2 separate regions of the Homo sapiens genome follow, and region 1 is linked to region 2. Evidence: chromatin loops called from intact Hi-C (ENCODE). Cell type or tissue: PC-9. All regions are shown on one strand. Each heading gives the region's core, and the rest is flanking DNA. Links, peaks and the distances in the headings are about the cores only.

What was found. Peaks named below come from ENCODE experiments on the same cell type or tissue, not always from the same donor. Only the 100,000 strongest peaks of a DNase experiment are listed, where the experiment ranks them.
Region 1: a loop joins it to region 2, with 7 times the contacts of the local background. A loop is called at or near these places in 4 of 110 quality-filtered maps.

Annotation. Positions count from the first base shown.
Region 1 is chr5:34,449,489-34,454,873 of GRCh38, forward strand. No RefSeq gene overlaps it. Among named protein-coding and RNA genes, the nearest start is that of RAI14-DT, 200 kb to the right of the region's middle. In PC-9, for the core only: a CTCF peak has its summit at 2,911 (motif pointing left); no DNase peak of the experiment used is centred there; H3K27me3 peaks cover 1,342 bases.
Region 2 is chr5:34,242,231-34,247,615 of GRCh38, forward strand. It overlaps a transcript of C1QTNF3 not described here. Among named protein-coding and RNA genes, the nearest start is that of C1QTNF3-AMACR, 120 kb to the left of the region's middle. RefSeq lists an enhancer at 2,494-2,788 and a silencer at 2,501-2,680. In PC-9, for the core only: a CTCF peak has its summit at 3,228; a DNase peak (open chromatin) is centred at 3,836; H3K4me3 peaks cover 2,059 bases; H3K27ac peaks cover 1,435 bases.

The sequences.
Region 1 (5,385 bases), core at 275-5,274, 210 kb after region 2:
GTATAGTAAGAATATGGTATTATAATCTTATGGAACTATCATTGTATATGTGGTTTGTCAACCAGAATGTAGTTATACAGCACAGGACTGTACTTATGATGTGCCAAGCACAGCTCTCAGTACTAACTCCTTTAATCTTCATATCAACCCTAGAAGGTAAGTTCTTAGGTTATCATGGGTTCCCCAGGAGAAGACCTTGAGACGAGGGTCCAAGTGCAAGTTGTTTCTTTGGAACACAATCTTAGAAACCAGCCTAGAGAGTGGGGAAGTGAGAGAGGGAAGGGGGAGCTGACAGGTGGTGCCAGTTACCCCACTGCGGTCATCAGAGCTTATCTCTGCTGAGGAAACTCTAGAACCAGTGTAGAAAACACACCTCAGATTTACTCACCAGAGAGGCTGGACAGCCAGGGCTCTTACACATCAGCCTCATCCAGCATTGTTTGCGGGGAGGCACTGTGGTGTTAGGGGGGTGTAGTGAGGGCAATTGGACAGCTGGCTTTCATACCCAGGAGAGCTCTGAACCCAGAAGTTGGGCAGGAGTGTGCAGAAGGGATTAAGACACCAAATGCAGGTCGTTGCTGATTATGTCTACTACAGCGTTACTACAAGACCTGTTATATTTTTAGAAATGAAGAAACAGAGACTAGACAGTTTATGCCTCTTGCCCATGGTCATGCAGGTAATAAGTGGCAGAGCTGACTTAAGCAGTCGCATCGAGAGCCTGTGCTCCTGGCCGCCATGCTGCACCACCCCGGCCCTCACTACCTGACATTGCCTCTTCTTACACCCCAGGCATCCCATGAGATTTTTGTTTCCCATCCTGAAGCTCCTCCCTGAGCCCACTCCTCTGGACTTGGGTGCACCAAACTCCACTTGATCCTCAGTATATTGGCACCCCCTCTTCCCACTACACAGTTCCACTAAACCAGTGGCTCCATTTTGCATGCATCAGAATCCCCTGTGGGTCTGCTATATCAGACTGCTGGGCCCCGTCAAAGTGTCTGTCTCACAAAACAAGACACTCTGGTTACCAGCCCCAGGGGAGAACTCCAAACACTTGTGCCTATTGACCTTGGCATCAGAGTCACCAAGGAAAACAGTGCAGTCAAGCACTGAAAGGGACGATGCTTTGCTTAGGTAGAGAAGACACAGAACAAGACCAGCTCCAATAGTGTGGTCAGTGTAGATAGGGTAATTTACCTATGCACACTCCTCTTGCACCCTAGAGGAATAACCCCATATTTCTATCTCGAGTCTGAAATACTGAAAGCTGGCGGGGGGTGTCTAGGGCCCTTGACACACATCCATTGAGTCTGAAAGCTCTCCCCACACAATGCATGAGGTGATAGGCACGGCACAGGCTTTCTCTCTCTGTAAGGAAGTACCCAAGGCCCCTTCTCATGTGGCCCCACGTGGGTGGAAAGACCATTTTCCCCTTTCCCGACGGTTTATCTTTCCTTTCTCCGTCCCTTCCTTCTTCTTCCTTCCTTCCTTCTTTCCTTCCTTCCTCCCTCCCTCCCTCTCTCTCTCCTTCCTTCCTTCCTTCCTTATGTTTTTTAGAGAGTGAGTCATGCTATGTTGTCTAGGCTGCTCTTGAACTCCTGGGCTCAAGCAATCTTCCTGCCTCAGCCTCCTTAGTAGCAGCAATTAAAGGGGTATAATCCCTGAGCAGGTTAACAGTTTCTCATTCCATGTGTCTAGGGAGAGACAGAGAATCTACATTTCTACAGGTCCCCGGGCGGTGCTGTGCAGGTGCATGATAAGGAGCGTGATCTGATGTCTGATTCACACCAGGGTGTGGGAATCTCAGAGGCAGAGAGCCCTGGAGATGAAAGGGACAGAGACCTGGATTCAGATCTCATTTTACAATGAAGACCCCAATGCAGAAAGTCATGTCTGAAATTCTGAGCTTACTCTTCTGCCTGCTGGGACCTGCTCTGGATGAGAGAAGGGAGGAAAAGGACTAATCAGAGGAGCCAATGAAGTCACTCCATGAGGTGAGGACAACCCAGCCCTGCACACATCAGGGAGATGCTGGCTATGGTTTCAGCCAGGGCAAGGCTCGCATTCACTGGCCTTCAAGGGTACCCATAAGGAAGAGAGTTGAATGAGAAGAATGGGAGGCTTTCAGGAAAGCTGAGGTGAAACAGGCAATGTTTTGTCATTATATTTATTGATGTTTTTCCTATATTTACATGATCTTCAAACAAAGAGCCAATTCATTTAGCTTAGTTTTTTTAAGGCAGTTAAAACAGCTAAACATTACTCAGTGCTGCATAAGCTAAACAGCCAGTTGATTAAATTTTCTCAGTTTTTCATAAATCTTGATATTGAACATATCAGTTACAATCAAAAGGTGTTCATGGGCACCTACTCTGTGGCAGGCACAGATGTCAGGTGCTGAAGAAGCAGTCAGCAGTGAACCAAAGTCCCTGCCCATTCTGACCAATCTAAAATCCCAATGTGTGTGAGTGTGTGTGTGCGTGGGTGTGCATGTGTATATGTGTGTGTGTGTATATGTGCACACACACACTCCCTTTGTTATCCTACAATGCACGACCTTCACCCTTCTATTTCCCCACTATCCAAATTCCCTTTACATCCTGAACCTGTTTGCATATTTGGACTCCTGAACACAAGAACCACGTGCATTTTGTGTGCAACATAATAATGCTGCCAAAACCATCATCTTAAGGTGTTTCTTTGGGCTCAAGTGGGACCTTGAATTACCCTATCCATACAGCATATGCTTAGCAGAGACCCTGTTGTAAACATCTCCACCACCGCTGATCAGGAGGTTAAAAATCAGTCTGGGATCCCTCAAAAAGCTGAATTTTTATAGACTGGGGTGGGAAGGGGGAGAATTACCCAGTCAGAAACTGGTTTAGCAGGATTTGGAGGTAGTACGACAGCGCCCTCTCTTGGTTCCTTTAAAGAAAACAGGTAGCATTTTCATTGAGAACAAGGTCCCAGTGGGAAAACACCACTGGTTTCTTTTCAGGCATTTGTCAAGGAGTTTCCAGGGTGCCTTCTTATTTATCCCAACACCTGTGACAGGCACCTCATCACTCAGAGCCTGCCTTTCCGCCTTCCCAAGCCTGTGACTATCAGGCTGTTCAGAATTCCCATCAGTCCAGGGCGTTCCCTCCTCACCTTCCCATCCAGGGCTGCCTCCTTATGCTTCTACCCTCCATCCATATGATACCTTGCTTCCTACTGAAAACCATCTGTCCGTCACCTTCTCAAGACTTTGGTCCAATACCTTGGGCTTCTGTGAGATCACTGAAGAAACTAATCTGTGCGGGACTAATGGAAATAAATAAGACTAAACAGCCTTTCCCCCAACCCCATAATCCTTCAAAGACATTGTGGCAGGTCAGGCTTCCATTTGCAACCAGAACAGTTCATTTTTACTGGCCTTTTGCCATAATTCTGATGAATGTATAAGTTAAGCGTTAAAGTACTGGAGAAACTAGTGCCTGAGTGCAAGGGCTGGAATGCCCAAACAAACCCATTAATACCCCACTCAGGTTTTCTCCGACATTAAAGTCGGGTCAAATAATAAAAGCATTCTTACACATACACCTCGTACCAGGGCCCACTTAAGATAAACTTTCCGAGACTCTAGAGAAAGCTTTCCAGACCCCAGACCCTAGTTAAAGATTAGAGAGAGATTGAATTAAACACCCCTGCTTGTAGGTGCACTCCCATGCGCAGCATGGAGCTTAAAATGTATATAAGCACTAGAAAAAAACTTGAAACTTTGAGTTGGTCTGGTGAGTGACTCCGACCTTCTGCCTATAACTAGTTGCAGAAATAAACTTCCTTATTTCCCAGGCTGTCTGCATCTTGTTATTGGACCGTGAGATCAAGCAGCCAGACCTCGTTCTGTCTGGGAACAACATTACTGCACATCTTTTTAAGACAACCACCCAGCCTTTGCTTTCTGGCCAGACACTCTGAATAAGTAAGGGATTGGGGGCCACAATGAAGGGAAGAAGGTATCACACATCTTAGGCCAAAGGAAGAAACACTTGTGAAAGGTTTTCTCATGTTAAAACCAGTAAGTAGCTATGACTTTAGAGTGATAGGGCCTGAACATTTTCAGGAAAACATCATTATGGGTCAGAGACTTGTCTTTCATAAAATGTTTGTGGTGCCACTCTTGGAGAGTTCACAGTGCTCTTACATGCATCATGATGACATTATAGTATGTCTTCAGGAATTATATAAAGCTAGATTTACCAAATTCCTCCTCTAATTCATAGCTCAGCTAAACTGCAGATGAAATGACTGAGCGTCGAGCGTGAATTAGAAGATGAAGCTTTGGGCTGGGCACGGTAGCTCACGCCTGTAATCCCAGCACTTTGGAAGGCCAAGGTGGTTGGATCACCTGAGGTCAGGAGTTTGAGACCAGCCTGGCCAACATGGCAAAACCCCCTCCCTCTCTACTAAAAATACAAAAATTAGCCAGGCGTGGTGGCGCATGTCTGTAATCCCTGCTACTTGGGAGGCTGAGGCAGGAGAATCGCTTGAACCTGGGAAGTGGAGGTTGCAGTGAGCCAAGATCACGCCATTGCACTCCAGCCTAGGCAACAGAGCGAGACTCCATCTCAAAAAAAAAAAAAATGACGTTTTGAAAGATTAAAGACTTGCTCATAAAAATTTCCTTTTAATCTCAAGTTTCCTGAACCCTGCCCAGCTAGAGATTAACGTCTGACCATCAACATAGGACACTGTGCAGATGGCTACTTGCTGGCGCACATGAAGACCAAAGCCAGGACACAAGCCCCAGCCCTGCTAAACACGGCAGAGACTCTGCCCCAGCCCACCTCCTGTGAGAATCTGCTTCACTCCACAGCTGACCCCAGCATCTTCATGTGAGGACCATGAATGGACATAGTTTCCAGGATTTTTTGTGACCCAGGAAACCCGAACTCTCATCAAAAATGAATAAATAAAAGGAGGGATGGGTAAGAAAATGCTAAAAATCTCCTTTTTGAATCATTAACATTCACTTGAAATTTGTCTCCACTATTTCCTACTACCCTAGCAAACTCCAACCTGAATAGCATGGGTGATGGCACTAAGCCCTATAATAGAAAAAGTGCCCTTAAGCTCTGTATTAGTCCGTTCTCTCACTGCTAATAAAGATACACCTGAGGCTGGCTAATTTATAAAGGAAAGAAGTTTAATTGACTCACAGTTCAGCATGGCTGGGGAGGCCTCAGGAAACTTACAATCATGGTGGAAGGGGAAGGGGAAGCAAGGCAACTTCACAGGGCGGCAGGAAGAAGTGCTGAGCAAAGGGGGAAAAGCACCTTATAAAACCATTAGATCTCATGAGAACTCACTCACTATCATGACGACAGCATGGAGATAGCC
Region 2 (5,385 bases), core at 316-5,315:
AAGCCAGAGAGGCATCATACTACCCAATTTCCAGCTATACTATAAGTGTACACTAACCATGATACTGTTACAAAAGCAGACACTTAAGCCAATGGAACAGAATAGAACACTCAAAAACAAAGCTGCACACTTACCACCATCTGGATCGTGGACAAGGCCAACAAAAACAAACAATGGGGAAAAGGCACCCTATTCAATAAATGGTGCTGGGATAATTCGCTAGCCATAAGCAGAAGAGTGAAACTGGATGCTTACCTTCCACCATACACATAAATTAATTCAAGATGGATTAAAGGTTAAAATGTAAGACTTCAAATTATGAAAACTCTAAAACAAAACCTAGGAAATATTTTTCTCGACATTGGCCTTGGCAAATAATTTTTGGCTAAGTTTCTAAAAACAATTGCAACAAAAACGAAATTGACAAGTGAAAGTCAATCAAACTAAAAAGCTTCTGCACAGCAATAGAAACTATCCACAGAGTAAACAGACAACTTACAGAATGGGAGAAAATATTTGCAAACTATGCATCTGATAACGATCTAATATAACAAATCCATAAGGAAGAAAAAATGACAAGCATAAAACAACCCCAGTTAAAAAGGGCAAAGCTAATACAGGAGCAGAAAATCAAACTCCGCATCTTCTCACTTATAAGTGGGAGCTGAACAATGGGAACACATGGACACAGGGAGGGGAACAACACACAATGGGGAACAACACACAACACACACTATAATTTTCTGTAGGGGGTTGAGGAGAGGGAGAGCATCAGGAAAAATAGCTAATGCATGCTAGGCTTAATACCTAGGTGATGGGTTGACAGGTGCAGCAAACCACCACCACACACGTTTATCTATGTAACAAAACTGCGCTTCCTGCACATGTACCCCAGAACTTAAAATTTAAATCAAGAAAAGGCAAAGGACACGAACAGATATTTTCTCAAAAGAAGACACTCAAGTATATGAAAAAACACTCATCCTCACTAATCAGCAAATAAATAAATGCAAGCAAAAACCACAGTAAGATGCCATCTCACATCAGTCACAATAGCTATAATTAAAAAGTAAAAAAATTAGATGTTGGCCAGGCTGCAGAGTAAAGGGAATGCTTATACACTACTGTTGGTGGAAATGTAAACTGGTTCAGGTACTGTGGAAAGTATTTTGGAGATTTCTCTAAGAACTTAAAACAGAGATACCCTTCGACCCAGCATTCCCATTACTGGGTATATATTCAAAGGAAAATAAATTATTCTACCAGAAAAATATATATGCACTCGTATGTTCATCAGCATGTTATTCACAATAGCACAGACACGGAATGAACCTAGGTGCCCATCAACGGTGGACTGGATAAAGAAAATGTGGTACATATACACTATGGAATACTATGCCTCCATAAAAAAGAATGAAATTATGTCCTTTGCAGCAACATGGATGGAGCTAAGGACATAATCCTAAGCAAATTAGTGCTGGAAAAGAAAACCAGATACCACACATTCTCACTTATAAGTGGAACCTAAACATTGAGCACACAGGAACATTAACATGGGAACAAGACATGCTGCAGGCTATGGGGGTGGGGGAGAGAGGGGAGCATGGGCTGAATAACTACCTACTGGGTACTATGCTCACTACCAGGGTGCACTGTACAAAAGTAACAAATCTGCATATGCACTATCTGTGTCTGAAAAAAACTGAAATTATAAAAACCAAGAGAATATGTTTCTAATGAAGGTAGACTTTATTTGATGGACTGGATTAGAATATAATATTTTTTAAGGGGGAAGGCATTGGGGGATGCACAATGTCTACAGGTTTCTAAATCTCTCTGGTTTCTCACCTAATTCATAGTCTCTTATGTCATTTTCATAGTTTTCATATTCTGCCTTTCCACCTCTTCTTTTTAACAAGTAAAATTCCTCATAGCATACAAAAAACCAATTTTATAAAAAACCCATATTATCGATCAGGGACCTGTGGATTATGTGCTATTAGAACCATACAAAATGTCTCTATATAGTTTTCTGTATCTTTGGAATATCTTTGGGTGAAGCTGCAGACCTTCTTGGTGAGTGTTACAGCTCTGCGCAGAGCCAAACAGTGAGCAGCAGCAAGATTGCAAAGAGCAAAAGAACAAAGCCTCCACACTGTGGAAAGGGACCCTAGCACGTTGCTGTTGCTGGCTCTGGCAGCCGCTTTTCTTCCCTTATCTCACCCCACCCACATCCTGATGATTGGTCCATTTCATAGAGAGCTGATGGGTTCATTTTACAGAGAGCTGCTTGGTCTGTTTACAATCCTTTAGCTAGACACAAAAGTTCTCCAAGTCCCCACCAGATTAGCTAGACACAGAGCACTGATTAGTGCGTTCACATACCTTGAGCTAGACACAGCATGCTGATTGGTGCATTTACAATCCTCCAGCTAGACGTAGTAAGTTCTCCAAGTACCCACCGGACTCAGGAGCCCAGCTGGCTTTGCCTAGTGCATCCCGGCCGCGGGCGGAGCTGCCCGCCAGTCTCTGGCGCGCTGCCGCACTCCTCAGCCGTTGGGCGGTTGACGGGACCGGATGCCGCGTAGCAGGAGGTGGCGCCCGTCCCCTCGGGGTGGCGCGCGGGAGCCCGCGGTTGGGGGGCGGGGGGCAGGGGACGGGGGCGGGGAGCAGGGTGAGGGCTCCAGCATGGCAGGCTGCAGGTTCCGAGCCCTGCCCCCTTGCCCCGCGGGGAGGTGGCTGAGGCCCAGCGAAAATTCGAGCGCGGCGCCGGCGGGCCATCACTGTTGGAGGACCCAGTGCACCCTCCGCAGCTGCTGGCCCGGGTGCTAAGCCTCTCACTGCCCAGGGCCGGCGGCGCCAGCCGACCGCTCAGAGTGCGGGGCGCGCCGAGCCCGCGCCCACCCGGAAGTCGCGCTGGACCTGCGAGCACCGCAGGCAGCCCAGGTTCCGGCCCGCGCCTCTCCCTCCACACCTCCCCGCCAGCAGAGGGAGCCCGCTCAGGCCTCAGCCAGCACAGAGAGGGGCTCCCACGGTGCAGCTGCGGGCTGAAAGGCTCCTCAAGCGCGGTCAGAGTGGGCTGAGGCCGAAGAGGCGCCGAGAGCCAGCGAGGGATGCCAGCAAGCTGTCACCTCTCAGAAATACAGGAAGAACATCAATAATGTTCGAAGTTATAAAGTAGGTTTCTATCAAGAATAAAACATAAACGATCAAAGAATTCCTTATAAAAACATTTTTTATTTCTAGGAATCAAAACATAAATATAAAATTTGAGAGTCCACCAAAAAAAATTAGATGCCAGATTTCACTATAATTATCAGGGAAGCGCCCAAACGGGTTGTTTACGGCGCCTCGGGGAAACTTTCTGTTTCGTGTTAAGGGTCTTGAACCATGATGTTTAGAAAACCATGGGCTGATGCTTTCAGAACCTCTGTGATTGTTGCCTCTGACACTGCATCCAATAGACTAGCATGTTGATTAGGGAAAGCTAAATTCAATAAAATACGACTGTAAGTGGGGTCACCACCTTGAGGGGTTATGTTAGAAAAGTAGATGATAAGGTGGTATTGATAGAGTATTGAAGTCTGGGCTCAAATGGTTGCCCGGGGCCTTTCAAGACCAATGACTGACAAGAATAGGTAATGTTCAGGACATAGAGTTTAGGATTGGGGGACACTGTGAGTTAAGGGCCATGACAGAAGTCTTCATAAGTAAACTGTTACTGGCACAAGCTGCTACCTGCCCAGGTGAGCAATCTGTTGGCCCAGAGGAGAGTTGCTTACTGACATAAATTGATTTGCAGAAATTTCCTGAAGCAAACAATAAGTTATTTATAGGTTTGCAGCCTTACTTTCCTGGAAAAATACTTTTCTGGAATGAATTGTGAAATCATGTTGACACAGATGGCCTCAGGTTTCAGTTCGGATAATTAAGCTGTGTAAATATAGAAAGTCTAAGGTTTCTGTGTGCTGTTGATTCACAGTATGCAACAATGATCATATTACTTTTATTTACTATGAGCTTCAGCTGAAAGTCCAAAAGAAACTTTAATTTCAGATATTTAATGAAATCATTATAGCTGTGGTAATTTCCTTTAGCTGGGTGTGAGTGTGTGATGTGAGCGTGTGATGTGTGTGTGTGTGTGTGTACTCTGGCAGCATATTCCAAATAATTTCTGTAAAATTTCAGTTTGAAATTAATAGAAGACATATTAAGTTGTTTAAACTCTTTGTTATTTAAATTCTATATTACTTTAGTTGATTACTCTGTATTATTACGGCAAAGCTTTGATATGTTGCCCTGAATTTAAATGAAAAGGCTGTTCGGCATAAAAACAGGAATATTTTATTACCAAAAAGAATTAACTACCATATGTCATTTACAGAAAAGAGTAAATTCTTCAGGGCATAGAAAATACACATTTCCTTCTGTTTGTGTGGAAATAAGCAAAATACCTGTTATAATAGATTCCTCACAGAATTTTGTGAAGCTTCAGGTAAACTTGAAAGAGAAAAATTAAAATTCTAGAGTTTCATAATTACAAATTGGGATATAAAAATAGAATAATTATTTGAATTTTGTATTTCTCTCCAGGGGATCAAAAGTAATATATAAACTTTTAATAAATATTGATATAGCTTCACGTTGACTCCATATGTGAGCAATTTGCTTTCTGTTAAATTCACAATTGCATAATTTTTTTCAGGCTGGAATGCACTTGGATGCCAGAGATTTTGATTTCTTAATGTGAAATAAGGTGATAATACATTCCAAAGTATATATTTTTTCAACTTTGAATATATCTGGTGTATTTGGAGTAATATCTGAGTAAATACACTTATATGTAAGAGAATCAAAGGAACAAGATATTATTTTATATCCAAGGAAATTAAAACACTTAGAACATAAATACGTATTGCATTACTTCATATTAAAGAAATGTTTTACAAAAGAAAATAAAAGAGCTTATTTTATAGCCCCATTTCCACAAATAATAGCAAAGGTACATATATCTGATGTTTTACACACTCATTATTGTTTCTCTTAAAATTTGTTGCTTATACTATTTTAAAAAGCAAGCCTATAGATTGTTGTGTGTATATACATATACACACAACATATATATATGTGTATATATATATATATATATATATATAGCAGCAAGCAAGAGAATGGGCCTCTTCCTACTGAGGTTTAACATTTGCATGCATATGTATATTTTGATTCACATAGACTTATTGTTCTTTAATTACGTGAACAGTGATTCCTGGTTACATTATTGGAAAATGGAAGCAATGCTCAAAGAGCATCACCTAAATTTCCATCATATTTTGCTCTCAATATATTTTGTACATCCAAATATATTGTGATTAATCTGCATACATT